Regions from separate parts of the Homo sapiens genome. Here region 1 is linked to region 2. The links are chromatin loops, found by intact Hi-C in ENCODE. Cell type or tissue: GM12878. All regions are shown on one strand. Links, peaks and the distances in the headings refer to the core of each region. The heading gives the core; the rest is flanking DNA.

Region 1 (16,654 bases), core at 5,706-9,705, 490 kb before region 2:
GCCCCCTGCTGCAGCATTCAATTCAGGGTATACAATGGGTGCTTGACTTAAAAACTATATATATACTTATAAATACATATAAATGTATATGTAAATGTATAAATATAAAACTATATATACACATATACATACATATATCTCACTTATGTAGCATTCACTATGGGTCAGGTATTCTAAATACTTAAAATATTGAATCATTTAATTTTCACATTAACTTCCATGAAGTATTACTATTGTCATTGTCATTTTACAGATAAGAAAATGGAGACACAGGCTAAGTAGCTTTGGGGTCACAGAGCTAAGTACATGACAAAACTGGGATTTGCACTCAGAAAGTATGGCTCAAGAATTTGTGCTTTGATCCACTACACTATGCTGCCTTCAATTTATCCATATATGTTCCCATTATCTCACTATTATGTATGTGTGAGTATAAATATATATATATAGTCTACATATATTTCTCTTTACAATCTTCATTTTCTTCTGAATCTGGAAATCAAACAAGCAAATGTAAAAGAAATATTTCTCTTTAAAGTTCTTTTCTTACCTCTCTTCTCTCCCCTCCCCTATTCTCTTGCCACCCTATCACTTCATCTCTCAGGCCATTCCATTATATAAGTTCCATTATGGGCTGCTGCTGTCACATGCTGGATACAGTATAATTCAACATGACACATGGTGAGCAGAGATGTGTAGAAATACCTGAAACTATTAGAGCCAAACAGCTTTCTGTTAAAGTTTTTTACTGCCGTATAAATATTCTTCTAGCTGGCTGGAGTCTCTGAGTATAAATACTTCATTAGAGACTATATCCATGGCAATAGCATGGCCCTCTGGGTCTTGCCTAGGAGACCAAGAAAATGCCAGGGTCTGGTGACATCTGGTTTCTTTGTATTTAAAAGGCCTTCTCTAGTTTCCAAAGTACAGGGGCATTATTAACACAGTCCATTTGGCTTATTACATCCCTAAAAGAAATCCCAACACCTCTGTGGACAGATGTAAAAATCAGTTAGGCAACTTGTATTTATTAAGTGCTTACTATGTGTCGAACCTGTGCAGGCACTATAATAGAAATAGGTAAGCATTAAAAACCACAGCTCATTATCACTGAATATTCAAGCATTCTCATATGAGCTCTCTAAAGTGTTAACTGGATTTGAACTAGGTGGGGGGGTCTCTTTCATCTGAAGACAGCACATTTACCTTCCACAAAGATTTCTGAAAGAAAAATTAATTATTATTTATTTCCACCTGACCAGTTCTTGCCTTCTAGAATACTCAACTACAACTCCAAAATGCAGACAGAAAAAGACTTTCCTGGCTATCTCTTTTATAATATTTTCTGACGGGGCCAAGCTCGTCCCCAACCACTCCAGGTGGCTGACAACACCATACTCCTGATAACATAGAGATTATTATTTTCCCAGGAGGGATGACTTAGGAGGAAGGATGGGGGTCAGACCATTCAGGCCCAGCAAGACTGTATCATCAGCTTGTCCACAGACTTGCCAGATTCATTCATCCCTGTGCTCTGTCTGCCCCAGGCTATGCCACTCCAGAAACATGGGAACAGAGTGGCAGCATACAAGCTGGGCACTGCATGCGGGCAAATGAGGCATATCCTCAGCCCTGCATAGATATGAGAAGGGCATGCATCTGCTTTCTCTGATCCACAGATCAGAAAATTAAGGTCAGCGTCTCTTTAGTCTAAACAATATCTCAGTGAGATGAGGGGGAAAGGAGGCAGTCAGCCTTATCACCATTTCACAGGCTAGAGAGTTGAGACCGAGTGAAGGCCACACCTCCGGAGGGAAAGATAATGTGAAGGCTCTCTCCACTGACATGTCACATGCTTTCTACTTGACTGGGCTTCCCTAAACTTGGGTAATTTTCAGCATCACCCATGGGCAAGGGTTAAACACATGGATTCCAAGGCTCATCTATCCCTCAGAGATTCTGATTAAGTAAGTCTGGGTACCAGTAATCCATATTTTTAATAAGCTTCCCACATGATTCTAAAGATTGGCTATGCACTAAACTGCACGACTTTCCTTATTTTTCCATAACTGACATGGGATAGGGGAAAAAAGTTTATATTTGGCACTGATTGAAACTATAGTCAGACAGGTATTATTTGCCCTGTTGTATGAGATTCTACTGGGTCTTAAGCAAAGGATATCTCTTGAAAGAACAACTTTTCTGAGGTAAGGTCAAGCCAGTTCTAAACAGCTAACACAGGCCCTGCCAATGTGTGATCAGAGGAATACAACATGAGGCTTTCATCCACCAAATGTATATATATTATGGTCATAGAAATGCCACGCTATTTTGTTTGCTGTGTATGCTCCCTGGGTTATGTTCCATGAGGTTTTGAAGTTTCTGGGAGACTTCAGTGTGAAAGGTAAGCCAAATTCATCTCACGAGGGGTATCCTTTGGCTACGGAATGTCTCAGTCACATAGGGATTTGGTCTATTCTGTTTTCAGGGAGTTCTGTGGAAACAGCACACAGTTGTCAGGTTTTGCATGAAGTCACATTGGCGATGGCGTCTTGCTCCCACTCTAGTGTTAGATCAGGTCGGGAGGAAATTGCCAAATTTTATTTCAGTAAATAAACTACATAAAAGGATAAGAATTATCAGAAATGAAGCTGAATGAACTCCTTTTCTGATATTCCCCAGTTAATTTAATAAATCACCAATCAAACATTAGCCACAACAAGGAATAGGAATAGTGTGGGTAACTGAAACCCACACATAGTTGCTACTCTTATCATTTTTCCTTCAAATTCATGAGAGCCCAGTCTAGTGAATAGAAAATCAAATAAACTGATTTAAATTCTTCTCTTTTTCTTCCCCTGTCTACCTTCCTGAGAAGGTACTCCATTTAAAAATGTATTTATTTGAAAGGGGAAGAGGGTGGGATAGAATTTTATTGTCCACTTGGAAATGGGGAAAAATTTGATTATACTTATGCAGTAATCTTTACAGATGATTCCAAGATCCACATGGACATATTGACATATTTGATCATCCCAGGAGCTTTCTGAAAGATTAACATTGCTAGGTGCATATAAAACTGCAATAATATTTTTAGGTGAAGAGAAGTTCAAATACATGGTTAATTCAGTTTTGCTGTGCATATACGTAGACATGTGTGTAAGATTTTGCAAAAAGTTTAAAGCTAAATACCTGAGATAGAATGTTAGTTATTTGCCTGTGTATGTCTTATGGAAGGTCCTGTGTGTGTTTAGAAGTTGCTCACTATTTCTAATCAGCACAGAGATTCCCAGAGCTGGATGCCTCCCTTCAGTGGCTAGTTCTATGCTTAGGTTGTGGTGACAATAAAATGGGTTTAGCCTCTGCCCTGTCTCACCACATGAATTAGGGAAAGAACGCAGAGTAATAATGGGGTGAGCTCAACTCTGAGTGAATTTTTATTTTATTGTATATTTTGCTTCGCTCCTAAAGCCACAGTCAAAATGATATTTTTTCTCCAGTTTGTCTCACTATTCTTTAAAAATAAATTTTTATCAGCTTCCTAATTTTCACTGCTCAGGAAGACTTTTCTAATTCATTTTCTAACTAACTCTCAGGAGTTGGCAGTGGTTTTGTTAACAATTAGCTTCCAAATAGTATTAATCACTACACCAAATTCCTCTTACTATAAACCTCTGGATACTGTTGCTTTAAATGTATGATGCCTTCCTTTCTTACTTTTCACTCAGCAGATCCTAGATGCCACATTTTAATAGTCAATAAATATACGTAAGGAAAGTTTGGAGGTTGGAACAAAATTTTCTTTAAGAATGTTTCTCTGTTGGGCTTAGCAGCATAAAGCATTTGAAAATGCATTGTACTAACATTATTGGAGGTACAAAATGGTAATCAGAAGACTTAATCTCACACATTAGTAGAGACCCTTTGAAGTACTTTTCACTGGATCTGCAGTTTTTAAAAGATAAGGTTTATTTTTATAATATAAATACATGTTTACTCTTCCTCTTCTACCACCAAAGCCAACACAATTTCTTATAAGCTTGGATTGCTCAAGTATTCATGATTCCTTCTTACATCTGCTTCCTTCTCCTTTTACCTCTAAATGCACTTCATCTTCTGGCTACCTCTTCTCCAGACTTTGACAGACTTCTGCATTTATACTGTCTTTATCCCCATGATCATGCAAATTTTTAAATCCTAGAGACTTTCTTTCAACAAAGTCACATAAATGCTTTTTTTGCAACTAGCCTTACCCCACTCCTCTTCTTTCTCTCTCCTAGTTTTGGAGAGCTGGCTCAAATTGGATATAGTATATATAGAGAGACTAGTGTTCCTATTACTCTTTCTCCCCAAACAGTTATTCAAAGAATTAATAGATGTTATCTCCTTTCTTTCAAGAATGTTTGTTTGGATATGTAGTTTGGCATGTAAGTATGGTATGAAAGACACACCTAAAGAAAACTTTGCTACATTCTGATTATTCCATTTTCTGCAACCTCTCAAAGGTTTTAATAATCTGTCCTCAGCCTTCTTCAATGTAAACTTCTTCTCCCTTGGTAAGTCCATGTATCTGAGGCTGCAGTCAGTATCTCCAACCCAGAAAGAGGGTGATTCAACAAATTTTAGTACTGAATACCAGCCATGTTCCAGGCACTGTAATGAAGCTATAGATATAGCAATGAAACAAATATGAAACTCCAGTTCTCATGAAGCTTACATTTTTAGGTGAAAGAGATTAACAGACAAAGAAAGGGGAAGTAATGATGAATGCAATGGAGAATGTAAAGTGGGGTAAGTTGATAGGAAGTGACAGTGGTGCTTTCTTTTTATGAGGTGGTGAAGGAAGCCTTCTCTGATAACACTAGAGCAGAGACCTGAAGAACATAAGGAGGAAAGCAGGCCATGTGGCTATGGGTGGTATGATGTTCCAGGCAGAAGGAAGAGCAGGTGCCAAAGCCCCAAGGCAGGAGAGGACTGAGGAGGTCCTAAGAAGAGCAGAGAAACTGGTATGTCAGGAAGGAATTGAACAAGGGAAGGAAAGGTGGGAGGAGAGTTGGAGAGGAAGCAGAGAGACGAAATCTTAGGTCTGTGAACAACGATGAAGACTTTGGATTTTATAGTGAGTGAGACTGGAACATTTTAAGCAAACAAGGGACATAATCTGACTTGTTCAAAAAGTATCATTGATGTGTGAATTACAGACTATTGAGAATAACGGAAGCAGGACAACCCATTAGGAAGACACAGTATTAGTTCAGATGAGAGACGATTATGTCTTGGGCTGGAATGGTAGTTGCAATAGCAGTGAGAGGGAGCCAGATTTAAAATATATGTTGAAAGTGAAGCCAACAGAATTTGCTATAGGAGAGTTATCTAGGATGCTGCAAATGTTTAACACAGAGAAGTGAGATTGACAATATTTGGGGGTGGTTCAGTTTTTTTTTTTTTAAATTAACTTTAGTTTTTAGAGAAGTTTTGGGTTCATAGCAAAATTGAGCAGAAAGTCCAGAAAGTTTGCATATACCGCCTGTCTCTACATACAAAAAACCTCTCACTATGGACATCTCATAGCAAAGTGGTACAGTTGTTACAATTGATGAACCTACATTAACATATCATTATCACCCAAAGTTCATTGTTTATGCTAGGGTTCATCCTTGGTGTTGTACATTCTGTGGCTTTGAACAATATATAATGACATGTATTCATAATTGTCATATTGTTACCTGGTGCAATGCTTGTGTAACATAACTAAATTTCTACCCTGCTGTAACTCTGTTTGTCTTTAAGAAACAGGAAACCTGCAATAAAAAGTTCCCCTGTAACCAGACCAACTGAGACTGCTTAGAGTCAAGATAGCTGACTGAACAGCTTCAAAAAGACTTCAGGCCTCATTATAATCTCCTTTCCATGCTAAATGACACTACCACCACTGCCATGACAGTTGACAATCTCCGTGACAATAATTGGAAAAAGTAATAAAAGGACAGAAAGGATGGCAACACTCCAGTTCCAGAAAGTTTCCTGCGCATTTCCAGAGAATACATCATGAATATTCTTCCCTTGCTTTTTTTTTTTTTTTTTTGAGACGGAGTCTTGCTTGTTGCCCAGGCTGGAGTGCAATGGCGTGATCTCGGCTCACTGCAACCTCCGCCTCCAGGGTTGAAGCAATTCTCCCACCTCAGCCTCCTGAGTAGCTGGGACTACAGGCGTGTGCCACCACACCTGGCTAATTTTTGTATTTTTAGTAGAGACAGGGTTTTACCACATTGGCCAGACTGCTCTCGAACTCCTGACCTCAAGTGATCCGCCCGTCTCGGTCTCCCAAAATGCTGGGATTACAGGCATGAGCCACTGTGCCCGGCATTCCCTTGCTTTTAATGCCCCACTTCTTCATTAGAGAAACTATATTTTAACTTCCTCACCCTTCACTAGCAGAGAAGATGATTTGTGAGCTAAGCTCCCACTTCTCCATTCCATGGCCATGAAATAAAGCCTGCACTGCTTGACACTTTTGGTTTTGCATATTGGCTCCATGGCACCAAACAGGCAAGGACCCCATTTTTTTGGTGGGGGCAGCTTTGTTGGTAACAATTTCATCCAGAATAGTTTCACTACCTAAAACATCCTCAATGCTCTACTTTTTTCCCCCAAACCCCGTGCAACCACTGATTCTTTTACCGTCTCCATAGGTTTGCCTTTTCCAGAATGTCATATAGTTGAAATAATGAGTGTGTAGCCTTTTCAGATTGACTTCTTTCATTTACTAGTATGCATTTAAATGTCATCCATGTGTTTTCATGGCTTGATAACTTATTTTTTTTTAACCATCAAATAATATCCCATTGTTTGGATATACCATAGTTTATCCATTCACTGAAGGACATCTTGGTTACTTCCAAGTTTTGGCAGTTTGGAATAAAGCTGTCATAAATATCTGAGTGCAGGTTTTTATGTGGATATAAGTTTTCAACTCACTTGGGTAAATACCAAAGAGAGAAATTTCAATTTCTGGATCATATGGTAAGAGTCTGTTTAATTTTGTAAGACACTACCCAACTGTCTTCCAAAGTGGCTATACTATTTTTGCCTTCCCACCAGCAACAGTAGAGAATTCCTGTTTCTCAACATCGTTTTCAGCTTGTGATGTTGTCAGTGTTTTGCATTTTACCTGTTTGAATTAATGGGCATGTAGCGATATCTCGTCATTAGTTTGCAATTCCCTAATGACATACGATGTTGAACATCTTTTAATATGCTTATTTACCATAACTTATTTGGTGAGGTGTCTGTTCAGGTCTTTAGCCAATTTTTCAGTTAGGTTGTTCACTTAAGACCCAACACTTAAGACTGTATTTTGGATAATAGTCCTTTATCAGACATGTTTTATGAAAATATTTTTTCCCATCTGTGTCTTGTCTTCACATTCTCTTGACATTTCTTTTTGTAGAGCAGAAGTTGTTCATTTTAATGAAGTGCAGCTTTAAAATTATTTCTTTCATGGATCATGACTTTGGTGATATATCTAAAATGTCATTCCAATACCCAAGGTCATCTAGGTTTTTATCCTATTGTCTCTTAAAAGTTTGGGTTTTTAGAAGTTAATTTTGAGATACCTACAAGATATTCAATTTAAAGTTCAATATATGAATCTCGAGTACAGTAGAAGTCAAGCATGGACATAAAAATTTATGGATACTCAATATGAAATTGATCATTAAAGCCATGCAACTGGGTTGATCATCTAGACATAGATAAAGAAAAGGTCAAAGGAATGAGCTCTTGGGCCCCCAAATATTTCATTTAGAGGTTGGAAAGATAAGGAAAAACTAGTTAAGGGAACAGAGAATAATAATCAATTAAGTAAAAATAGAAGCAAGAAAAAATATTGTCCCAGAAGCCAAGTGAAGAAAGTGTCTCAAGATGCAGGGATGATTAAGTGTATCAAATCATGCTGATAAATTAAATTAGATAAGGGCTGAGAAATGACCATTGGATTTGGCAACATAAAAGCCATTGATGTCATTAGCAAGAATTATTTCAGTAGAGCAATGGGAAAGGAAATTCTAATGGAGTATGGGAAAGGAAATTCTAATGGAGTAGGTTGAGAGAGAACAGAAGGAGAGAATGTCTAAACAAAATTGTCAAGGATTCTTGCTGTAAATAAGAGATTAATGACATGGTTGTGAAGTACAGGGAGATTGTTTTAAAGATAAAACATATTAAAGAATACTGTCTGTTGAGGGGGATAATCTAAAACAGAGAGAAAAACTGATCACACAGGAGAGATAGGAGACATTGCCAGAGCAATGTAGGTGAGAAGGGACCAGATCTAGTGTACTGTACAGGGATTGATGCTAGAAAACAGCATAGAATAAATATAATGATAATAATCCATTTAACAGGAGGGAAGGCATAGATAATGGGTGCTGATATAGCTGGGTCAGTAGATTTGTTGTTGAGAATATATGAAAGGGGGTATTTATTCTTGAATTTTCCAAAGACACCTAACGTATAATATCATGAACACAACTTATCATTCTGGTCCCATCCCGAGTAGCCAATGATATTTCTGCTAAAAACACTACTGTTTTACCAATCCCTAAAACAGTCAATTTTTATTGCTGTTTCTTATTTATTATTATTCTGTCACCTCATAATTTCCATACCTGTCCCCACCTTAACATTTGTGGAGCTACAATTCCATGTCAGTGAGGTCATGTGACTTAAGTATGTATTTATTTTAAAACTTTTTAATTCCTCTTTGAGTTATAAGATCTACTATTAAAGACTTTTATTCTTCATCATTTGTTAAGTTTCTTGGCATTAACTAACATGTGTCCTCTTGAACTAAAATTTTTTTCTTGCTTTTTGAGGTAGGTTTATGAGGATTACCATTATTCTACCATTATTTCTAGTGTTTCTCTTTTCAAGCCACTTTAAATTGTCTTTTTGTTTTATTACTGTGAATTTTTTTTTGATAAGGAGTCCTTACCTTTCACTTTTCTTTACTACCTCCTGTACTTTGTTTGCATACACTTTTCTCAGTTCCTCTTTTCGGTTTATGCCTTGTTTGCTTATACTTTCCTATCTACTTTATTTCATTAAACACTCAGTAGCTGAGAATGTTTGTTTTGTTTGGTATAGCCTTCATCTTATCTCCTACCAATGAATATTTTTTATATCATATTTTAACATATGAATACCTCTCTGATATCTTGAGAGTAAAGCTTTGATTATTCTTTTTATCATAGTTTTCATTTTTTCTTTTTCTAACAGGACTTGGCTTATTCATCTTTTATTTATTTAATATTTCAGGGATTTTGAGACATTAATATCAGTTATCACCATAGCATGATTAGCAAAGATGCTATCTTTCATTTTGTATTATACAAATTTTGTATTACACAAATTCTCTTACACATAAATCATATCACTTATAACTGGCCCACTTCTCTCTTTTTGTCATTTAATTTTTTCAGACTTAGTGTAATGCCCACAAAACAGTCATAACAGATTTACTTATTATCTCAATGTGGTTGCCCAGACTGAACTCACATCTGGGATAACAAAGCTTTTTATAATGGTGGCATTTAGAGTTAGAAATAAATAACCATAGAGAAAAGCATTTGAGTAATTTGTGCTCAATTTTGAAGATTATTTTTCCTACCTAAGTCATGAGAGTCAGTAATACTCTTCTAAACCAGTACAATATGGAAGAAATTAACAAAGGAAATTAACAAACCCAACAAAGTATTCATGCCTTCTATACTTGATGTATAACATCAACTTTCAAAATAACAAATAGAATTTTGTAAACAGAAACAGAACAGTAGAAACACAAGAGATAAACTTATGTGGCTACAGCCACAAAAACTGTATAATTGAAGTTATAGAGCTCATTACTATAAGCATATCAGCATTGATATCTGGAATTAATGAGTGTTGTATGAAATAGGAAGGACCAAGACTGAAGTCATATTTTAACAACAGCTGACAATTCTGGCCAAACATTTCTTGTAGATATTTTCTTGCTGAGGGGTATGTGCTTACAGTTGTATATTACTCACAAGTACTGTTGAGTAGAGTTACATTTAATTATATCATCTAGTATGTAATTCTTTTTATAGTATATGTTCAGTTTTCCTTAATGGCTTCTTCCTTAAATATGGCTTTAAGATTAGCAGCAGAACAGGAACTGATTGAACATTTACTATTATTTCCCTTATTGGGTAGTTTGGGTAGGCCAGATCTTACCTTATGTCTAAAAGTATGTTTCATCCATATTTCGTTATACATCAATAAGATTACTTTTCTTATTCTTCTTATTCTTTTTTTTTTTTTTTTTTTTTTTTGAGATGGAGTTTCACTCTTTTTGCCCAGGCTGGAGTGCAATGGCATGATCTTGGCTCACTGCAAACTCCACCTCCCGGGTTAAAGGGATTCTCCTGCCTCAGCCTCCCAAGTAGCTGGGATTGCAGGCATGCGCCACCACACCCAGCTAATTTTGTATTTTTAGTAGAGACGGGGTTTCTCCATGTTGGTCAGGCTGGTGTTGAACACCTGACCTCAGGTGATCCGCCCGCCTCTGCCTCCCAAAGTGCTGAGATTACAGGCGTGAGCCACCACGCCTGCCTGTTTTCTTATTCTTCTTATCCTGAACCTTACAACACTAATATTTAGTTAAGATGGACTTTCAACATCATCCTTCTTGTCTGCAGTACTTATGCCATATAGATTTGTATGCAATGTGTCACTTTTGATTTATAGTCTTATTTTTTAATCTCAAATTAAATTGATTTTTTCACCTCACAGTGCCATATCCTGTCTTTCAGGCTTCTCCAGCTTATGCTACTTTATTTTTTTAATTTTTAAATTTTTATTATTTATTTATTTATTTTTGAGATGGAGTCTTGCTCTGTCACCCAGGCTAGAGTGCAGTGGCGTGATCTTGGCTCACTGCAACCTCCGCCTCTCGGGTTCAAGCAGTTCTCCCGCCTCACCCTCCCAAGTAGCTGGGATTACAGGCACACACCACCATGCCCGGCTAGTTTTTGTAATTTTTTTAGCGGAGACAGGGTTTCACCCATGTTGGCCAGGCTGGTCTCGAACCCCTGACCTTGTGATCCACCTGCATTGGCCTCCCAAATTGCTGGGATTACAGGTGTGAGCCACCATGCCCAGCTTGCTACTTTCATTATGTCTACTCTTTACCTAGTGATATCCCCATGTTTTTGAAAATGTATTTATTTTATCTTGAGGCCTTCCTTCTTCTCAGACCCTGATCATTCTACCTAAAGCAAAACAAAACCTTAAAAAAACCACCTTTCTTATCTTTTTCCCCTTCTAAAACTTTGGCTCCATATATACAGAACCTGTTTTAATTTGTCTTTGCTTTCATTTTTGTCTATTAATTTCTCTGAATGCTTTATTTCTTTCCTGTCAAGAACTAAACCACTTCTTTTGAAGGGTTTGTTCTCTCCTTTCTTTCTTCTGCAAGAACCACCCTTTCCTTGGTGTCTGCTCACTGCTTTTGTCATCTATCTCAAGCATTTCTGTGTTCCTCACAATACGGGGTTTCTACACAAAGTAGGTTCTTTAAATCTACTTTGGCCAAACTCTAAGCTGAGGAGACTTTTAAACAGCTTTTCCTCTGCATACTGGATACCAGCCAAGATTTGCTAGCCGCCTTTTGCCATTACACTGCATTGCATAGATGGCATCACAAAAAGTGTGTTCAGTTCTCTCATTGACCAAATCGCTATGGGCATTTTGTTCTCTGTATTTAAAACTTTCGTCTGGCTGCATAGTGCTTGCAAAAAGGCCACTGCTTTAGTACACCAGCTTCCATAACAGGTGCCACAGAGAACTAGAGGTTCATGAAGCTGCTTCAAGGGCCACTGCAGGATGTAGGAAAGGCTGAGGGCACAGCCCAGAACCTCTGCCTCTAGCTCTAATGTGAATGCCTCCTACATGTTAGCATTCTATATAAGTTTCATATTTGAAAAAAAATTTTACAGATGAAAATATAAGCTTGAAAACAGTTGGTACAGTGAAGAAGAATTGGCCAGGAAGCCAGAAGGTTCTACATCTACCCCCTGGGCAAACTTGAATACTCTCATCTGTAAAGTGGAGATGTTATAACTCATTAACTCACTTAGAGTTGGAAGGATCACATGAAATAGTGTAAGAATGCATGACTGTCAGAAAAAATTAAATGTGTGAAAGAAATCTCTGTATATCAAGATTTATGCATCTCAAAAAATAATGTTTCATAAAAAAGGCAAGTTGTAGAATGGTAGATACAGTGTGACAACATTTGTAATAATTTAAAACAAATACTGAATAATACCTATTATTGCTAGAGGATTAGCAGTGGGCATTAGGACACAATGGACTTGAGGATGATATGTAAACCTTTTTTTTTTTCTTTTTAAAGAAGCAATTAAGTCAAATGCTAACAATAATTGTACTGGTTATGTTATCATGTACTTTCTATTTGTTTTTAAGTTACCCCTCTTCTCCCAAATCTTTAAATACTATTTAACTGTGTTCATGGCATTTTATTAAGTGATTTCTTCATCAACATTTATATCTTCTCATTAGTCCCTGAAAGTGTGTCTGTGCTTAAATGAAAAGTTCAAGGGGAAGAGAAATGATGGTTGCTTTTCTGGCATGGTTTATATATGGAATATATTTAATCTAGTTTATACCTTCTCTTCTACTCATTATTTTATTCCTATAAAAAGTGAAGGAAAGCTAGAACTCTGGGTGGTATCATCATTTATTTTTTCAACTATCTCATCTCTTTTCTCTGCTCAGCAACAAATCTCCAACATAAATTATTCTTTCACTGCCAATTTGGAAAACACATCAAACTTCCTCCTTTCCAGGCTTGGATGCCTGCAAATCAACCTTTTGAATCAATGTCAGTTGAATTACTAATTAGGGATTCCTCTGCTATCTACCAGGATGCTGAGCATTGATCTTCTCTCAAAGGGTCCTGCTGCTTCCCTCCCTTCATGGAAATGGCAAGTATCCAAGATTACTTGTTTTTCCTCCTCTTTCTTCTTCAATTCCTAACCTGGAAGGACACAATAATATCTAAAAAGCCAGCTGCAGAGGTGTGCACCTGTAGTCCTAGCTACTCAGGAGGTTGAGGCGGGAGGATCACCTGAGCTCAGGAGTTGAAGTGCAGCCTGGGCAACATCCCCACCTTGAAAGAAAAATTGGAACGTGGGAGGAAGGAAGGAAGGAAGGAGGGAAGGAGAGAAGGAAGGAAGGAAGGAAGGAAGGAAGGAAGGAAGGAAGGAAAGTATCTACTATTTCCCTTGCTCTTTAAATCTTCCCAGTATTTTCTTTCTTTTCTCTCTTCTTTGGCACTGCTCTGACTTGTTCCTTTAATGCTCTTCTGTGGGCATTCATTTTGTAGCTTAGAGTTGACATTATTTAGCAGATGGGAAGGAGAAGTTGGGAGCTGGGGGATGGAGATATGGACTGCACATATTTTGGAATTAGCACAATATCACTCCTAGTCTTTCATTTTCCCAGTAGGGTATGATATTTCTTGGGTTCACAACTTTTTTCTCCTTGCCTGCTAGTGGTGCTGCAACATTTCTCTGGTGACTTGTCACAGATGAAAGCTTTTTTGCCTTTCAACAATGGTAAAAGTGTGACAGGCACAGGTGATAATCCTCATTTTATAGGTTATGAAGTGGAAATGAAGAGACCTTGATACTAGCCTGTGATACAGCTGTGATTATGGCTTGGGCCTCTGGTTGCCTAGCTTCAGCCTCTTTTTTCTTCACTTTTTGTCCTAAGTAAGAAATCTTTGCAGTCTTTGTTGGATTCTACTTCATTCAACTCTAAATGCTAGGATGTTTTCCCCAGCTGTACTCACTTTCTTGTTAATCTCATTCAGCTCCATTTAAAATGCCAACTATATACTATTGACTCCTAAATATATCTTTTGATATGACCTCTCCCCTGAACTCCAGTTTCATTTATCTTACTTATTTGACATCCGTCAGGATATTTAATAGGCATCTCAAACCTAGCTTGTCCAAACTTGATTCCCCTCCACCCTCAAACCAACTACTTCCTGAGCTTTCTCAATGTGACAATATTATTCACACAGCTGGCTTTTGTTAAAAAACAACTTGGAGTCAATATTGATTCTTATTTTTCTTTCATACCATTATTCAAACCATCAGCTGATCATGTGTGCCCCACTTTCAAAATATATCCCAAATCTGACCACATCTCACCATTGCCATCCTATTAAAGCTACTCATATATCATCTGATCTGGGAAGATTACTAACTGGTTTTACTTGCTATAATCTATTTTCCATGCAGCTGTCAGGGTCCTTGTAAAACATAACTCAGATCATGACATTCCTTTGCTCAAAATTTTCTAATGTCTTCTCAGCATATTTTTAGGTATTCCAAACTCCTTACTATGGCATCTGATGACCTACATGATGGGCCACTGGCCAATTCTCTAATTATATCTCCTGATTTCTCTCCCTCACTCAGTCTGCTCCAGGCACACTGACCTGCTTTCCCTTGGGTTGCCAAACACACTTGGCTTCAGTCTTTCCTATTGCTGATCTTTTGCCTGGAAATATCCCAGGATAATTGCCCTACTCCCATCTTCACTTCTTTCAGATATCTGCAAGTATCACCTCCTCAAGGACAATCAACCACACTAACTACAAACCATAGCCCTATCCCTCACTATCTCCTTTCCTGCTTTCTCTTCACAGCAGTTACCACACCCTGACTTTATATATCTCTTAATATATTTATCTTTTTCTATTTCTCCTTCTAGAATATTAGCTCTGTGAGGGAGGGACTTTAACACTCTTCTTCACTGCTGTGTCCCCAGTGTCTAGAACTGCTCCTAAGTTATAAGAACAGATTCAGATGGACTCACTAAACATTTGTTGACTCGATGACTACTGGAGGATACTTCAGGCTGGGCTATTGAGATGGGCCCAGATCAGAAGAAATCCTCTGACAAGGAGCCATCACACACTGAGCCTTATTGTGGTCAAATTCATGCTATCTATCTGCACTATACAAACACACTTGTTTTGAGGACAGGCCTCGTTTCTACAGTCTGACTTATCTTAGCTTTTAATATTATTTTGTTTCTATAAATACACTCATATTTCTCATACTACATATTTATTGGTTGCATACCAGAAACCAGTCTCTATATAATTTTTTTTATTTTAATAGGTTTTTGGGGAGCAGGTGGTTTTGGGTTACATGGATAAGTTCACTCGTGGTGATTTCTGAGATTTTGGTGCACCCATCACCATCACCCGAGCAGTGTACACTGTATCTAATGTGTATTCTTATTCCTCACTCCACTCCCACCTTTTCCCCTAAGTTCCCAAAGTCCATTGTATCATTTGTGTCAGGCTCTATACTTCTCTATTCTTTACCTATTTTAATCCTCACAAGAACATAAGGGTCCTATTGAGCTTAAGTATTTTGCCCAAAGCTGGTCAGTGGTGAAGTCAGAATTTTAAACATGGAAGCCTGACAAGAAGGCCAAACTCTTAACCACCATCGCTCTGCTTTGTATTCTCATACTGCTCCTGGTGTCTCCGTTTTTGGCTGAGAAGATATGAATATCATGGCGAAGCATCAGTGCAGCAATGCTCCCAGAGCTTTCACACACCGTTACATATTTACTGAGGTGTGTGATGGAATGGCATTTTTCTTTTTAAGATTCAACAACCCATTAATTCTGCAACTTTAGGACAACCTGTCCCATGTGCTGCCCAACAAATATTCTTTCTCCTTATGATCATTGGACAATAAAGAGACCATGTTCTGGTAATTTCTCCACACCTTGTCCTGCCCTCCTCCTCCTAAGAACTGATTGTTTCCTACATTCTGCAGGCTGCTCAGTCAACCTGGTCACTGTGATATCCTCAGTGCTAAGGACACTGGAAGCGGGAGTCAGGTTTGCACAGTTAGATTGATAAGCAGATGCTAAGCCGATGTGGCACAGCTGCTACTGCTGAGCCAGGAAAAGCAGGTCAAGGTTATTAGGAGAAAGTGTGGCACTTGTCCATAGCTGGAAGCAAAAATATTCCCATGTACTGTTCCCTTTCCCAGTCTCTCTCTTCAGATCCCTTCTTGTTCTCTCTTTGTATTTCTTTCCGTCTTCTCTTTTATAGAGTATTATGGCCAAAGAGACATATATTGAAATAGCTGGACTTCTCTAAACAAAGGACATCCATAAAACAATAACTTTGTTTTTCTAACATTATGGGTATTACTTGATCTACCAAGTAGTACCATGCTTTAAAAATAAGTCAAAGATTAACAGTGACCATTTGCCATTTATTATTTCATTCTATTTCTTTATTTCTAAGACATGGTTTCACATATGAAATATACAGAACATTTTGTACTAATGCATCAGAAATGCATGGCACATTAGCATACATGCAATGCAACCAGGCAGTCTGGTTTGTGGTTTCCATTTTTCATTGAATTGAATTTATTGGTGTCTAAATTTGATTTTTCATCCAGAAGAACCTGTTTCCCCTAAGGTCTTTTTAGTTGTTTCTATGTAATTTTGAACTGAATATCATTTAATTAGGTGAAAATGACCACATGAAATAAACCAA
Region 2 (16,654 bases), core at 554-4,553:
TAAAATTGACAACTGCCTATGGCTCTGCACAATTGAAACGTAGATCTTAAATTTCACATCATTATCCAAATAAAATATATCTGCCAAGGGGGACTGGTATTACACAGTTAGAGAACTGTGATACCAGTTGTCTGATTAACATATTGAGAGGAATGTAAGAATTTCTTAGCTGCTTTCCAGAGGGAGGCTGGCTGGGGAGCTCCTGTTAAATGGACTAATTGATCAGACTCCCTGTGCTAAGTACAGAGATGCCCAGTAACGTGTCTGGTCTGTGGAGGCAGGGTTTTCCTGTCATACATAATATCAGTAACAACAACAACAACAAAAAGGAATGGGGGCCAATTCAACATTTCCTTAATCCCATCTTCTAAATGGGAAAGATGAGAAACCACTAGCCCTTGATTACCTGGTCCAGAGTGATAGCTCTTGGGCCTCAGATTTACTCAGCAGTACTCAGAAGGAAGGCACACACCCAAACTTTCCCTTCTCAAAGCCTTATAATAAGAGCCAACACTCGGATAACTGTGACTTTGGAGTATTTATCCAAAGTAATACTCCTAAATATCAAATATGTAATACTCCTAAATATCAAATATGGCTAAATATCAAAGCCATGTAATACTAAAAATTACATGCTTGTTCCTATGAGGAAACAAATGCATATGAGATGAATTCTAGGTGAACCCAAATTATTGTGTCCCTAATTTACTGTTCTTAAAAATGAGGGGGCAGTGGTTTACTCTAAGAGATACATTAGCAGTCATTAGTACATGGTAGGTCACATGTTTTCTGGCTTAAGGCTTAATTCCAAACTCAGATGGGCAGGTTTATGTAACTCAGAAATTTAGATCACAGGAAGTTAGAGAATCACAGATACATTTGGTTTTTCCAAGCTGAAAGTAACCTTAATAATCAGTATTGTACAACTTTTTGTTTTCCCAGATGAGAAAACTGGGGGCCAGGAGTTGAAATGATTTATCACCTAATGAGCTAATGATATTTATAATTGCTTTAAGATCTAAAGATTAGCAAATAATTGTTATAATTATTCCCATGGCATCACAAGGATTCATTCTGCCTTAGTGTAGCCTTGGAGAGGGTTTCTAGAAGTATCATCTCGTGATAATTTTCATCAGCCTATAATCTCTTCCTACACTTACAGGTATATTTGTGGTTTTCATTCAAAACCATCCAATGTCATTCTTTCAATTCTACTTAAATTCACATCCCATTCCCATCCATCTGCTTTTTTACATCAGTGTAATATGGTTTGAATCTTGATATTTTACATTGTGGGGTGTTCAGACATGGCTTAAAAATGTGAGCTGCAAACTCAAATCTGGCTTTTTAAAGTTACTGTGAGACCTGAGGTAACTCACTGAATCTCCCTCTCCCTCTCCTTCTTGTTGACAGAGAGAGGAATTTCTAATTTACTTCTCCAAGTTGTTCAGAGGTACCAACACTCCTTCAATATTAGCTACTATAACTCTAAATAAAAAGATTTAAAAGGATAAACAGTATTTTTGGATCAATCTATCCATTCTGAGTCTCAATTTCCTAATAGGAAAAAAATGAAAATATCAAGACCATTGTCTCAGATTAATTTTGAAGATTAAATGAGAAATGTATAAAACAAAAGTACCTAGCATACTAACTGGCACCTGGGAATACTTTAATTTCCTTTCTGCCTTAGCAATCACTTCTACTTTCTCTGGATTTATATATAATTCATTATCAATACTTTTACAGGTGACATTTTTCATACTCTATCTTGCCTTGCAGTTAGGGATTAGTCCCTTAAAATTCTAACCAGTCTGCACATTTTGGGGTGATCTAGAGTTTATCTCATATGCATTTGTTTCCTCATAGGAAGAAGCACAATGCCTTACTCTATACATGTTCAATATAGTCTTACTTTACTTACTGGTAAATGGGAAGATATTCAGGCTACTAGTCCTTCTAGGTAGTAATGTTACAGATGAAGAATTAACTAAATGGTTCTACTTCAGATTATATAAACTACAACACTATGGAGACTTTCCTTTTGTATTAGTACCAAAAACTGATAAGACATTTTCCTCCATGCTATGGTCTGTAGACCACGGGTAGATAGGGTTGACAAATTATGGCCCATGGGTGTGTAGCCATCTTTTTTTTATAAATAAAGTTTTATGGAAACACAGTTACATTCATTTATTTATGTATTGTCTATGGTATCTTCTGCACTACAATGGCAGACTTGAGTAGTTCAGATAGAGACCATATGACCTGCAAAGCCTATAAAGTTTATTATTTGGCCCTTTACTGAAAAACTTTGCTGACTCTGGTATAAACTCACACTATACTGTATACTATAGTATATAGTACACTACACTATACTATACTGTACTATATTGAGTTCCTTGCTGCCAAAGAAGAAAAAAATAAAACTAAAGTGAAGAAGTCATGCTTTAGCTTTTTAATCTCTTGTGGCCCATTCAAATTAATTAATGTTTATCAATTTGTCCTCTGAAAGTGACTATAAAAATAATATCAATATATACAGGCATATGTTACAATTTATTATTCAACATTCCAGTTTTTTTAACAAAAAACAAGCATAACATAATTCCTTGTAATCCACAGTTCACCTTAAGTATGTATTTACATCTGTGTAGCCTTACATCAACTAGTTTATAATTTTATGATACTGCCATGTCTATATGCATGTGGTGAAACCAGATAGAATTGAAAGTTCTAATTGCTTTCCTTGTCAGGATTTCACAAGACAGTCTTGGATTCCAGGAGTCATGTCCTGATTCCTGCTATTCACAGGGCTATGTGAAAGAAGATTGTTAAACTGGGCCAATAAAACAAATTTTGTACACAAGCACAGCTTTTGTTTACTCTGAAAGCTCACTGAGTGTCATTTTTGTTTTTGCTATCACCTTGGGGATTGTGCATCTCCCTAGAGAAATGTTGCGTGAGTAGGGGCTATAAAGAGTTAAGAGAAAACAGAAAGTGAGAAATGAGAGGGAACTCCAGTCCCTGCGGCTTCCTATTTACTTTGCTTTTAAAAAAATTCCCCTAGTCTTTACTGAGATTCATCAGTACTTTTTGAAATCATAAAGTGTGTTACCCTGTTCAGGACCCAGAGAATTTTATAGTACATACAACTTCCCTGTGGGTCTTAAATTTAGTCTGATCAGTATTCATCATTCCTGTGAAGAACAAACAAAAACATAGTCCCACTGGGAAGACAGAATCTCAAGCATGAATTAGACTCCTTTTGTTCTTTTACTCTTTCCTTCCCTTGAATCCATAACCCAGCTCTGTCAAAGTCAAATAACTAGCAAGTAACATGAAACAATAAAGCATCAGCCACGTGAAACTTCTCTAGGAAAAGAAAAGTAGTGGGATTCGGAACCATGTCAAATTACTTTCAGAGACCCTTGAAAGGTATTTTTTAAAGGCATATCGTTACGAAGTAAAAGAAAAAGCAAGAATGAACATAAAAACAAGAAAACAGATTAGGAATCTTAAATAGTTATAGATTTACCAACTGAATATGAATTTTGGCAACAGTGCCCTGCAACCATGTACATTTTCTTTTAAGAATAAGAGAGGGAGAGAAAGGAGAGAAACAAAGAGAGAGAGAGAGAGAGAGAGTGAGAAAGAGAGAGACGTTACTGACCAACGTACAAAGACTTTGGCAACACAATACTTTGCCCTGCCAACAAACTAATTGAAAGATAGAAGGATGAGAGTCCAAAAAGTCTAATTTTCTTTTTGTGATTATGTTTTATCAAGTCATTTGCTTTCACCCAGAATTGGAGACTGAGACAGCTTGCATCTTCCTCTATCCCTCTTCACTCCTTCACCACCCATCACCAGTTAGGTGAGGAATTAAGTTGAACAAGATTGAATTCAAGGATTTAGAGAATGCAACAATCCTATAGCTATATTAAGAACTCATTTTAGTCCATCAATTTTCCTTCAAAATTCTTAGGTAACTATTTGATTTTCTAAGACATCTTGGGGAAATTTCCTATCCTTCCTTAATTGAGTAATTTATAATGCTAATGAGCTATATGGGTTCACAAATTTAGTTTTCTGGTTTACATTCTTCCATGGCAGATTTGTATGTCTCCTTCCTCTCCTAGCTGATTGGGAACCAGAGCCCCTGTGAAAAATACCTCTAGCATTTGTAAGGGAGAAGAAAGACGGATTTTGCTGGGATCTTGGTATTCCTCACAGCACAGACTAAACATTCCAAAGTGCTCCAGAAACACAGCATACTGTAGGTTGAAAGAAAACTTTGACACCATATAATTCAACTTATTAACTCAGTTTCTGTCATAGCTTTGTTCACACACTGTAGGAAGTAAAGTTAACTTCCACCAACATCAAGTACCTTGACGTGGCTTAGCGTGATGGAAAGTGGAACCAGTTATAGACTCAGATGATCTGAGATCAAATCCTAACTCTGCTACTTGCAGAGTTGTAGGATGGTGGGCATCATTTGAATTTCCAAAACCTCAATTTCCTAATCTAACAAAGATAATAACAATCTCTTTTGTCTCTACCGCATAAGGTTATCATGTTAATAATATGAAGAAATGAATGTAAAGGCACTTTGTAAACTGTAGGTGAGGTACCACATGAAATCAAGGGATTATTCCACTCCATCTTATAAAGGAGCATGACGTATTAAACAAGGAAGTGGGGACAATGAGTCATGGCTACAAGTGATGCCATGACTTTCATATAGGATACCATCTCTAAATGGAGGCAACTTTCTTCTTCAGATAGAAAATACATTTTTTGTGCTATTTACTTGGAGATGGGTATGTGTGTGGGGGGTGGGGGGAGGATCAGAAGTGTTCTAAAATTAAGCTCCTTAAAGCCTTTTCTGATAATTCCAAACTTAATGTACCAAAAAATTTTGTGTTTTGTTTTGTACCCATCTCTGAAATTATTAGATTCTTATCAATCTTACCTTAGAAGAATGTATCTCATGCCTGACTTACTTGAAATAAGTGTAGAATGTGTATTCTGCAATAGGTGTACAGTGTATAAAATTACAATATCTCCCACACAGAAGAAGGATTATGAATATAGTAAGTGATGCAGTCATATAAAACTAAGCTGAATTAGGAGGTTATGCCACTCTCACAAAACTTTTCTTTAGAAAAAAATTCTGGAAATTGCAATTGACTTTATATGTAACCCAGAAACACATAAAAATTAGGAAGGCTGGAGATAAAATTAAAAGAAGAACATTGAAGAGCTGGGATGAATGGAGGCATAAAATATAGAGTAGTCCTTTGGTATCTGTGGGGGATTGGCTCCACAACATCCACAGATACCAAAATTAGCAGATGCTCAATTCCGATAGTATTCGCATATAACGTCTGCACATCTCCCCATGTACTTTAAATCATCTCTAAATTACTTATAATACCTAATACAATGTAAATGCTATGTAAATTGTTGTTATACTGATTTTTATTTGAATATTTTTATTGTGTTGGTTTTTTTTATCCTTTTTTTCAACTTTTTTGAATCTACAGTTGGTTGAATCTATGGATAGAAACCCCATGGATAGGTAGAGCTGGCTGTATAATCCTTGAGACACATTGCTCAAATATGTGAGAAATATAGCTTTTGTGATAAAAAAAAGATTGTGCTTCTAAGTCCCCTATTTATCCCCAAATGGATGCTAGATAAGAGACCTACCTACTCTCTTTGTTTCACAGGCCTGATCTGGGCTATGAACATTTAAATGAAATAATAACCTTCCAGGGCTCTAAATAGGTCTGGCTTGATGATAAAGCTACATCAGATTTTGAACTTTGAGGCAATTATGCAATTGCTCCCCTAATTGCAACAGGAAGCTCACCTTCCCAGGGCAAATCTGGGAAAAATAGGTAGAATTTTTGGTGATATGATAAAACCACCAAAAAACTCCAAACCAGCTAGAAAATGATGTAACATAATTTGTGATTTTATTTGTTCTGGAAATTTTACAAATTTTTAGTTAGTACAGATCACAAGAACAAAGAAAACAAATACCTCAGGACACCTAAACTAACAGATACTTCAACTGTAACATCTTCTAATGAGAGAACCATTGCCACAGTCACATAATATGGGTCCCTATATTATCTTGAGCCTGAGACCGCCTATCTAATTACACTTTACTCTCCCACTCTTCTACTTGTTTTATGACACAATTTACAAGTCCATAAATTTAGTGGAAAGAATGCCTGTCTATAGTGAATGTGAGTACAGAGTATTCCTTTAGTGACTTTCAGGTCAGGTGCTCACAAAATTAAAATTACATGGATTCTCTGTGTAATCTCCAGTCAAATAGCAGAATGACAGTAACCTGATTAGAATGTTCAGGTTTGTCCCAGCTGAGGCTGATTTTGAATCTGAACTCTCATACGCTATAAGTAACATTAAGCCCCTGAAATTTAAAAATGAGTTCAAATATTTTTAAGCAGATGGAAATTTACAAAGGAACTCAGAAGCCTTCAAGTAATGTTTAGGGAAGAACCCTGCTTGCTGTTGCATTTCTTCATTGTATGACACTGGCTTTAAGATTTATAACCTATTACAGTAATATAATGTACGATGAGATCTAATCTCCAGTAAAATCAAGCATACACAATAATAAGCATAGGAGCTAAATCAAGGAATGGTCACAGCTATTTTTCTGGAAAGAACATCTTAAAAAAAAAAAGAATGCCATTGTGATGTCGTTTCAATCATGCAGTGTCAGGAAGCAACAAGTACAATAATAAGTTTATTGCCATATACTGAACTCCCATGCATGCTCTTTTATGAGGACTTCTCATTCATTGAGTTGCATTACCCTGAGAAATAAGGATTTTTATTCCCATTTTAAGAATGAGGAAACAAAAAATATTAGTGAAGTTAAATAACATGCTCAAGTTCATCCAGCTTGTGGATTGCTAAATTGGGGTCAAAATAAGGAATAAAGGGATCAAATGTACAGTGATACTTCAATGAGAAACAGCTTTCTTGAGAATAAAATTAAAATTATTTCATGTCTTACTTTACATTCATTTCATTTATTTATTCATTTTTACCATTCATTCTCTTATTCGTCCAACAGATGCCCCGAGTGCCAACTGTGCCTTTCACTTGCACTTGACTGAAAACACCCAGAAGACAGAAAGGCACAGTTTTTGCCCCCAAGAACTTAGAGTTTGGTGGGGAATCAAGCATATGAACTATTGGTAATAAACAGAGGAACACTGCTTATCCTCTGAAATCATAAGTCAAATTCTTCCATATACTAAGAAAATAAGAAAAATGGGGATACTATTAGGGCATATAAAGAACATTTCTCTTTACTCTCTTCAGGCTGTGGCTTGATCATTAAGAGCTTGAAGGATCATGGTCCTCTGATGACTTCATGTTAGTGCCACCTGTCTGGGCCACGGAGAACCCATGATGGAACTGAGAATCTGAGGAAGAGAAAAAAAAGATAAAAAAAAAAAAAAGGATCATGGACAGGGGCAAAATATTGATGAACTGGAGAGGGAATTTCTTTATATTTCCTGGCAAGGGTGAGCTCTGAAACTGATGTCATAGACAGATCTTAGAGGCCAGCTCCCAGTGGGAGTAAATTATCTTCCCATAAAATTCATCCATATGATAACTATTGATATTATCAGAGAGGAGTGTCTTCAATTAACAAAGATGCATACTCTTAACCATACCAAAAATACTTTAGGCTAATCAAAGGTAGACATTATGGAGGAAACAAGTCATGTTTCATGTCATTGATAAAGAACTTTCAAGTATTCTTTTTTAAGAACACTTTGATAGTTGCCTTGGTGGTGGACTTGGATCTGCATAGCGTCAAGCCCTTCATTCACTGTCATTTCCTACATGGATGAGGGGAACTATTTTAGAAAGGCTGGCATTTCCAAGGGTACCTGGTTAACTTTAAGGTCTGTAAGAGTAGGACCATGCTGTTTTTTGTTATCACTCTATTATCAAAATTTGTCACAGTCCCAGACCCATGACAGAAATAACATGTACATTGGTTAATGAAGAAGTAATTTAATCAAATGCAATGATTCTTTCCCAATTTGTGCTATTAAAAACAACAAATTAATACTCTGTTCTATTTTAATGATAGAAATCTTTTTAGGCAGGTGAGAATCTGATAATGTTTATAGTTAAAAAATGTCATTAATAAATCAATGGGTTCTGAAACCAATTCCCCCTGAAATACTTCTATTGCTATACATAATGTAAATATTTATTATAATCCAATATGAAATAAACTCCTTAAAATTTCCCCATTTCTTTGGAGAATTGGACCTGGACTTATTTTGAGAATAATTAAAAGTGAGGTTTCACCTTGGTTTATGTCAAATCATTACACCAGAAAATAGCTAAGAACATTGTTCTTTATAGAATCATGCCACTAGTATTATTATTTATTTTGATTAAAAGGATTTGTTATTAGAAGCAATATTTTCTCTCATACCAATTACATGCAACCACCAGCTTTTGAAAGACAAAGTAAGTTGCCGCCAGAATGACCCACAAGTTCCTATTTTCCTTTTTGTCTCAAGGTCATGTTAAAAAACATATTCGGCCTTGTATGGCTACTTTTGCTATTTTCTAGTGTTACTGTTCATATGTCCTTTCTCCAGTTTGGGCTGCTATAGTCCTTTGAAGCCTTGTTATTTATTTATTTATTTATTTATTGTTGTTGTTGTTGTTGTTTTCTATCAACTTCAGATTGAACTGGCTTCCTTCTTTCAGATGGCACTCACCATGTCAATGATAACAATCAACAAAAGACACCCATACACCCAAAGCTTGCGCCTTACTGACCAAAACCTAATAGTCTACTTGTACTACCTGCCAACATTCTTAAAAATACACAACATACTCATCCCTATAAGCTCACAGCAGCATTTTCACTAAAGGATGAAATCCTGGAACATTTAATTATCTTGAAAGCAAATGGTAATTAAACACTTTTCCTAACACTGGGAAGCTGGGGTGGTGAAGGAAAGAAAGCTAGGGATTGGAATCCATTATGTGGCAGAAGCTTCTGTCTGGTCAATTTAAGCAGATTGGAGCGGAGGCAGTCGCACATAACCGCCTCAGGTAAGGGAGCGCAGTGTTCCTGTGGGGTTATCAAACCGGCCAGGCCTTGAAGGCAGAGCAAAGCCCTTCCAGTGGGAAGTTCTTCCTAAGTGCTTGCATGGCATCCGCGGGATTATCCCACCCCACTCACACATCATCTGGCTTTAAACTTTAGGCCCTCTGGCAAAGAAGAGACGAAACATCTATTCGTCCCCTCCTCCCTCTTATCCCTCCGTTCTGCCTTTCCCATCCTGTTTCCTAGCAGCCGCTGGCTGAGGCCTGCCCTTCTCTGCCAAGCACCAGGCTGGATTAGCTGCAAGCCAATAGCTGGGGGTCAGGATTAAGAGGCCAGCGTGCACTTTAATACAAGCTGCCTATAATTAATGGCATTATTAATAGCTTGACTGAAAAATTCATTAAAAAATCCATTAAAAATAAATACCCTTTTACAAAAGGCATTGCCTTGGGTAAGAAAAACAGAAAAAAAGATAAAGGAAAATTGATTGGTGGCTTTCAGTTCACAGAAAGACAGACCATAGTTCAAACTGATTAAAATTGAACATTTTAGATTAAGCACCCTTGCCAAAATATTCTCTGTAGTTACCCAATATGAAAATATTATGACATGTCATATATTTATATTTTTATGTATCAAGGGTTGGGATATAAGACACACAGGTAGCTGTTTGAAGTAACTTTCTTCAAGTGAATACTCTTGACCCTCAGTAATAGCAGAATGTCCCGTGAAATGCTGGTTAACTGATTAACTCAGAGCCTCAAATGCAAAAGATCTGTTGAGAGGTGGAATATTCCCCATAAATTTATGACTTGGTGCAATTGTTTATCTACTTGAATATTTTCTGCATAAGTGCTAGCATTGGTCCTTTTTCTTCTTTTTTTTTTTTTTTTTGCATTCATACCACAGTTGTTCTTCTCCGTATATCAGGCTCTGTAACTTGGAATCGATCTTATCGAGTTTTGCCTCAGCCCAAATAAACAGTGTAGAAGGTGACTGGAATGTCTGTGGTTCGGATGTTTGCTAGGAGAAAAGTGGTGATGGAAGGGGAAAGTCCTGTTGGGTACACAGACTCCCCTGCCCCCCTTCCCATCTTCTCCCCTATAAAGGTTTGTTTGTGTTGATACTAAATCTGATCTTTTGGGTCAACTTTTCTCTGAGTCTAATCTGCTCATTGGTGTGAGATGAACATTGTCTTCCAGAGGTACAGGCGACCATGCCCTCTGAAAAAAAGACCCCATTCATGAGAGTATTTGCTTGAAGAGAGCTTTTATTCACTTCACCTGTTATGTTGTGCCTATAGAGCACAAAGCCAAGTGGAGATTAGGCAATTATCTGGTTAATAGGATCAACATAGACAAGAAGTTCATTCAATAGGCATTTCTGACTGCACACCACGCACAGCACAGCCCTGGATGGGTTGAGAGGCACAGGGTGAAGAGAGAACATGCTGCTGCTTAGTTCCTAACACAATAAAGGAAATGAGACATAAACACAGTGAACAACTGACATGCAATTTACAAGCAAGGGAAGAATCATATGGGATTCTATGTACTAAAGTGGGGAATATAGCAAGTTAAAAATTATAAGAGGTGGTTAAGCTGGGGTACATTTCTTGGAAAGGGAAATCAATGTCTCTATATGTTCAGAACGCTCCAGTTCACCCCCTTTTAAACCTGGTAATTTCAGACAGTGGATGCATGCTCTTTTAAAATGAATTAAAGTTCCTTTGTTGCCACTACACTAAGTTCTCAAAATTTATACTTAAGATGGTATTTAATTCCTGGAAATACTGAGAAACTTTTTTTAAAAAAAATCTGGGATTCACAGGGGCACCCACGGATATTATATTAACACTCTGGCATTGTTTCAGCTCTGACTTTTCCCTCCTTGGTACTTGCAGAAAGTTATTAGTGCAGTGTGATAGATATTAACTGAGCAATGAACTTCCCAGTAGAAAGATACTGATTTTAAAATGCCTGTGCTCTGTGATTTCCTCTTTTGTTTCTAATAAAATATGGCCCTAATTAGCAAAGTGTTGACTAACTTCCCAAGTAGGATGTGTTAGTTTGTTCAACATTTTCCACTCTCTTTCATTCTCTTCCTATAATTTAGACTGATGGTAGATTTTCCCTAAACTACAACATTTGCAATTTTCTGAGGTTCTGAAAATTAAAAATAGGTGCTCTGGGGTGAGATCCTCTTGCCTACTACTCCTGGGCATGAAATTCTCAACTTACAGCTTTTACTTCTATGTTAATGTGGAAACCTACACTATTAGTTAAAATTTTTTAAATTATGTTGGTTGGCTGTTTTGTCCGTGTGTAACAAACACATTTAACTAATATATTCCTGAAATATCTACTAATGGAATCAAATAGTGGTGTTGACACACTTTAGATAGAGGCTGCATGTAGGCAATAGAAGCAGGAAGGTAAGAGGGGGGAGGAGAAAGCTCTGCAGGGCGGAGGCAGGATGTTGGATGAAAGGTACTTGAGGAGATGATATCACTGTTGAGCCCTGTCATTTAGCACCTGGCAGGTCCTCCGTTAAGTAAATTAGGTGTAATAGAACACATTGATTTTGGAAAGGAAAATCTTGACTGTTAGGAAAACAAGATCAAGCAAAGGCTGATAAGGCTATTAGTTCTATATTTTATTCAAATACTGTAATCCCACCTGTCTGAGTAGGCTAGGAAATTTACCAAACTTCAAGCACTTGGTGAACAACTTCCATCAAAGAGGGATCAAATAATTACAGACATGGGATGGAAGGAATGTACCCAGGATGTGGTGAAAAATTAGCAAGCATTAGGAAATGAAAGAGGCAATTTTATTAATACAATCATCCACCTTTTTCGTCACTACCAAGGTCAAACAAAACCTGGCATACATTATGTAAACAGATCTCAGTTCAGATGCTGGATCATTCATTCATTCAAGATATCATTATTGAACACCTACTAAATGCTGAAGTTATCCCAAGAACTGGAGACAAAACACATAACAAAGCAAAGAATCTTGTCCTCATGAAGTTTATATTCTAATGAAGGATATGAATAGTAAAGCAGAAATATAAGTAAATATGTATTATGTTAGAAAAGGTGATCACTGGGATGAATGTGTTAGGGAAGTATGTTAGCAAGAGTCAGAAGAGGCCTTCTCACCGAGAAGATGACATTTCAGGAAAGACCTGAAGCAAATGAGGGAATGAGCTAGGTGGCCATCTATAGGAAAGGCATTCCAGGTAGAGCGGACAGCAATATATTCCTTGAGGGTGGAGTATAAGGTGGAAGATGGTGACAATACTTTTCCCAAAGTTAGACACATAAAGTCATTAATATTCAAAATGGTAAGCTGCTTCTGATGACAAAGTAGAAGCCAATGATGAGGGCATGTTGTAGATCGAACCAAGTACTGAGAATCATTGTTTTGACTATGGTGCAAATAGGGTTTGCTATCATTCTATATTAGTCCATTTTCATGCTGCTGATAAAGACATACCAGAGACTGGGTAATTTTTTTTAAAAGAGGTTTAATGGACTCACATTTCCACATGGCTGGGGAGGCCTCATAATCACGGCAGAAGGTGAAAGACACTTCTTACATGGCAGCAGGCAAGAGAGAATGAATCAAAGCAAAAGAGGAAACCCCTTACAAAATCATCAGATCTTGTGAGACTTATTCACTACCACAAGAACAGTATGGGGGAAACTGTCCCCATGACTCAATTATCTTCCAAAAGGTCCCTCCTACAACACATGGGAATTATGGGAGCTACAATTCAAGATGAGATTTGGGTAGGCACACAGCCATGTCACATTCCAAAAAAATACTGTTTTCTGAATTTAGCAAGATGAATGGAATAGGATTTGGGATTGCTAATTCTAAAGCCTACTCAGTTTCACTAAAAGTATTTGCTAAAAATGTTTCATGCACTCAATGCTAGTTTAAATTAAATTCTTTCTCAGTGTCTTTTGGATCATTTTTACCACTATGACTTTTCCTTCAGAAAGAATCTGTTCTCCCAGAATATACTGCTAGATAGCAACCATTGTGCCCTATGCCAGTAATTCATATATCTATATGATTATTTAACAAGTATGCATTGAGAGTCTACTAGGTAACAGTCACTCTTCATAAACCTGAATACACAAGATAGACAATACCTGGTCCTTGTCCTCAAAGAGTCACTACAGTTCAATTTAGGGCACAAACAAGTAATTTGTCATGTGTGGTACAGGGTAGTAAAATGTGAAACCCAGGTAAGCTCAGAGCAATATAGGAACATATAGATGAGAATCTCTACCCAGTCTGCAGACAGGTAATTTTATCAAGAGAATATTCCTAAACTAATCCTTAAAAGATGAAGAGGATCTAGCCAGTATAAGAAGTGGGAAGGACATTTCTTGCAGAAGAAGGAGCAGGTAAAAATTCAAAAAAGTGAGAGATCAGTTAATGAACAATGATTAAAAATGATTGGAAAGGAATTTATGGACAGTGGGACTACACAGGTAGGCAGAGGACAGTGCAGAAAGGGCCTGGCTGTGTTATCTTGAAAGGAAGATGTTATTTATAAATTCACCAGTTCAGTGATATGGTTGGCTCTACATCCTAGAACGACTGCTCTGAGATGCAGTATTAAAAGTGAGAGTGCTGCTACAGAGATGTGGGAACAGGTTAATGGCTCATTTAATTTAGGAAAGAAATTATATGGGTTTGAAGTAAGGTCTTATGAATGACAGTAGTAGTAAAAATAACAAGTGAAGTAAAAATTATGAAGATTATGACTATAAGAGATATTTAACAGATAGAGTGTTAGTCAGGATGTTTTTGAGAGAAAGGGAGGAGTCAAGATTGAACATAGATTCCTGTATTAGTCAAACTGAAAAAAAATCACCAAAACAAAGAAGAATCAGGTTTGAGGGAACTAATAACGTTGACTTTGAACACCTTGACATTGAGGGATCTGTATGATGTCCTCATGAAAATGGCCAGTGGGTAGTATGTAGATATGTTGATCTGGCAAGCAAGATGTGAGTAAAGATGACATTTCTGAAGTCTCATTAAACCGTGATCATATCTCAGTTTATGGCTGACATCCTATATTTAAAATTGCTTGTTTGATGCCTGCACTCCTAAAGAGTAAGCTTCCTGAGGGTGATGACATATTTCCACCTTAGTGTTGCTCTTACAGGAATCCTCAGCCTGTTTTCCACCACCAACTAATGACAGGTAATAACTCTCCCATGTAACATACTCAAATGGGAAAACATAGGGCAATAAACCTTTTCTTCTAAGTATATTGGAATGTAAATAAGTGAGAATGCTTTCTTTTGCAGGTTTTTTTTTTTAATTCTTCATGGCAAAATAGTTTTGGGAATTCTTTGTAAAAAAAAATTTTAAGCCCTGCTACATGTAAGCAGGGACTTTGCCGTCCTGACCACGGTTTTCACAGTGATTAGAACAGTGCTTAGCATAAAGGGACTGCTCAACAGATATTTAATGACTATCTTAAGAAATACTGCAGTGTACTTGGAGACCATGGTTGGTAAACACTGCCCTATGACTTATTAGAGCGCCTAGTGAGTAAAAACCTTCCATTTCTTCATAAAATGAATGAAATGGGTGTTTTCTATAGGCAAGATATAGGAACTTATGTGGTTATTGAGTCACTAAATCTGAATTTTGTGTTAAAATAAGGCCTCTGCTTACCTGTCTAGTCCCATTGTCCATAAATTCCTTTCCAATCCTTTTTAATCATTTGTTCATTAATTGATCTCTCACATTTTTTAATTTTTACCTGCTCCTTTTTCTGCAATAAATGTCTTTCCCCACTTCTTAAGCTGGCTAGATCCTCTTTATCCTTTAAGGATCTGTTTAGAAATATTTTAACACAAAATTCTGTATGAGAACATCATACAGATCCCTCAATGTCAAGCTGTTCAAAGTCAAATGAGTGTTTGTTATAGGCAAGATATAGGATCTTATGTGGCTAGTGAGTCATTAAATCTGAATTTTGTGTTAAAATAAGGAAATCTGGAGGATACACTCTCTAATTTGATATGGAATTATTGAAATCTAAGGTGGCTGTTTGCATTACACCATTCTGTTAGAATGCTCTGATTCTCAGATAGTTCATTATTTACTTTTCCATATTTATCCTCTCCTTAAAGGTTAGAGCTAGGGAGGGAAGCTATTGCCTACCTTGTACCATGTTAGGGGTCTCCGTTAAAACTCTCTCCCTAACTATATTCTTGTATGTTAATTCATGGAGTTCGCAGTAACAGTTTCAATGTTTTCCCATATGTTTAAATATTATATATGCAATTCATATTCACCACACACAGCTGTTATTATGTGTTCTTTAGCATAAATTAATAGCTAATATTTAAATGAAGGTTTTTGGACATGGAATGGGGAAAAAAGATGAAAGGGAGAGAGAAAGCATGTAGAAACAGAGAATCTGAGAGAAGTGCGGTTGAAAACAGGAAAAGTGCAGTATAGGGGAGTGAAAAGACTGAACTCTGAAACCTGACATTTCCCCTGCAGTAGAATAAAGGTGAATGATACTTTGGTACCCTGAAGTAATTAAACTGACTCTTCAAACACTAGACAACCCTCTGCCTATGACTTTGTTTTTTCCATTTTAACTCTTTAAGATAGTCCAAGCAAATATTTCATCACTTCTCTAGGGACTTCCGCTGAAAATTTCAGAACGTCGCTCTGTACGCAGAGTCCTGGGCCCTTTCTAGTACTCAGCTCAAGGAGTCCAGGCTGTGGAAAGGTAGGATAAGCCTTTACCTAAAGCTGGGAGTGGTTTTCCCTCTGGGATGAGTCACCTCCAGGATAAAATTCCTAAGGGGTTATTTACAACAAGTCAGTGAACAGGTTTTTCCTTTCACTGACTTCCATCACCTTAGGCCAGAGTTTCATGTCAAGTCTGTGTATCAGCAGCATAATCACATGCACATAGGTAATGCTGAGTGCCAAGCAGGCTTAGGGTAATCAAACCTGCACTGGGAATTCAAAGAGCTAATATAAAAGAGGTAATTCCTGGCACTCTCAAAGGTCTTGGATTTAACAGGGATATGATCCAATAGAGAAAAGGAAACAAATTAACAATAAAGTGGCAGCATATGGTGAATACAAAATGAGCAAAGCAAACATTATGACAGTAAGAGGTTAAGAGGTGGTGAGTGGAGATGAGTCTTGGTAGTTTTGGTTCCAGAACTCTTTTTTTTTTTTTAACGGGTGCATTTAAATGTATACACCATTCTGAGAGTTGGAAAAATGTTGAATATTCCACAGGGGAACACTTTTTTTTTCCCATCCAAATCAAAATTTATTTCAAGAAACTCTCATATGCCTCCATCAGTTTAGAATTTGGTCAAATAAAATTTTGCTTAAAATCAGTGGGCCAAAAACTAAGATATAGAACCATCTGTATACAGAATTCTATTATAACAGGATGTGACAGGCAATCATATGGAGGTGGGAGAGCCTGGCCAGTGGA

Evidence for each region. Peaks named below come from ENCODE experiments on the same cell type or tissue, not always from the same donor. Only the 100,000 strongest peaks of a DNase experiment are listed, where the experiment ranks them.
Region 1: a loop joins it to region 2, with 2.7 times the contacts of the local background. A loop is called at or near these places in 1 of 110 quality-filtered maps.

What each region holds. Positions count from the first base shown.
Region 1 is chr6:50,957,687-50,974,340 of GRCh38, forward strand. No RefSeq gene overlaps it. Among named protein-coding and RNA genes, the nearest start is that of TFAP2B, 150 kb to the left of the region's middle. In GM12878, for the core only: no CTCF peak of the experiment used is centred there; no DNase peak of the experiment used is centred there.
Region 2 is chr6:51,457,280-51,473,933 of GRCh38, forward strand. LOC124900230 (small nucleolar RNA SNORD66) reads left to right here and starts at 7,411; the gene lies at 7,411-7,486. In GM12878, for the core only: no CTCF peak of the experiment used is centred there; a DNase peak (open chromatin) is centred at 2,942; H3K27ac peaks cover 1,481 bases.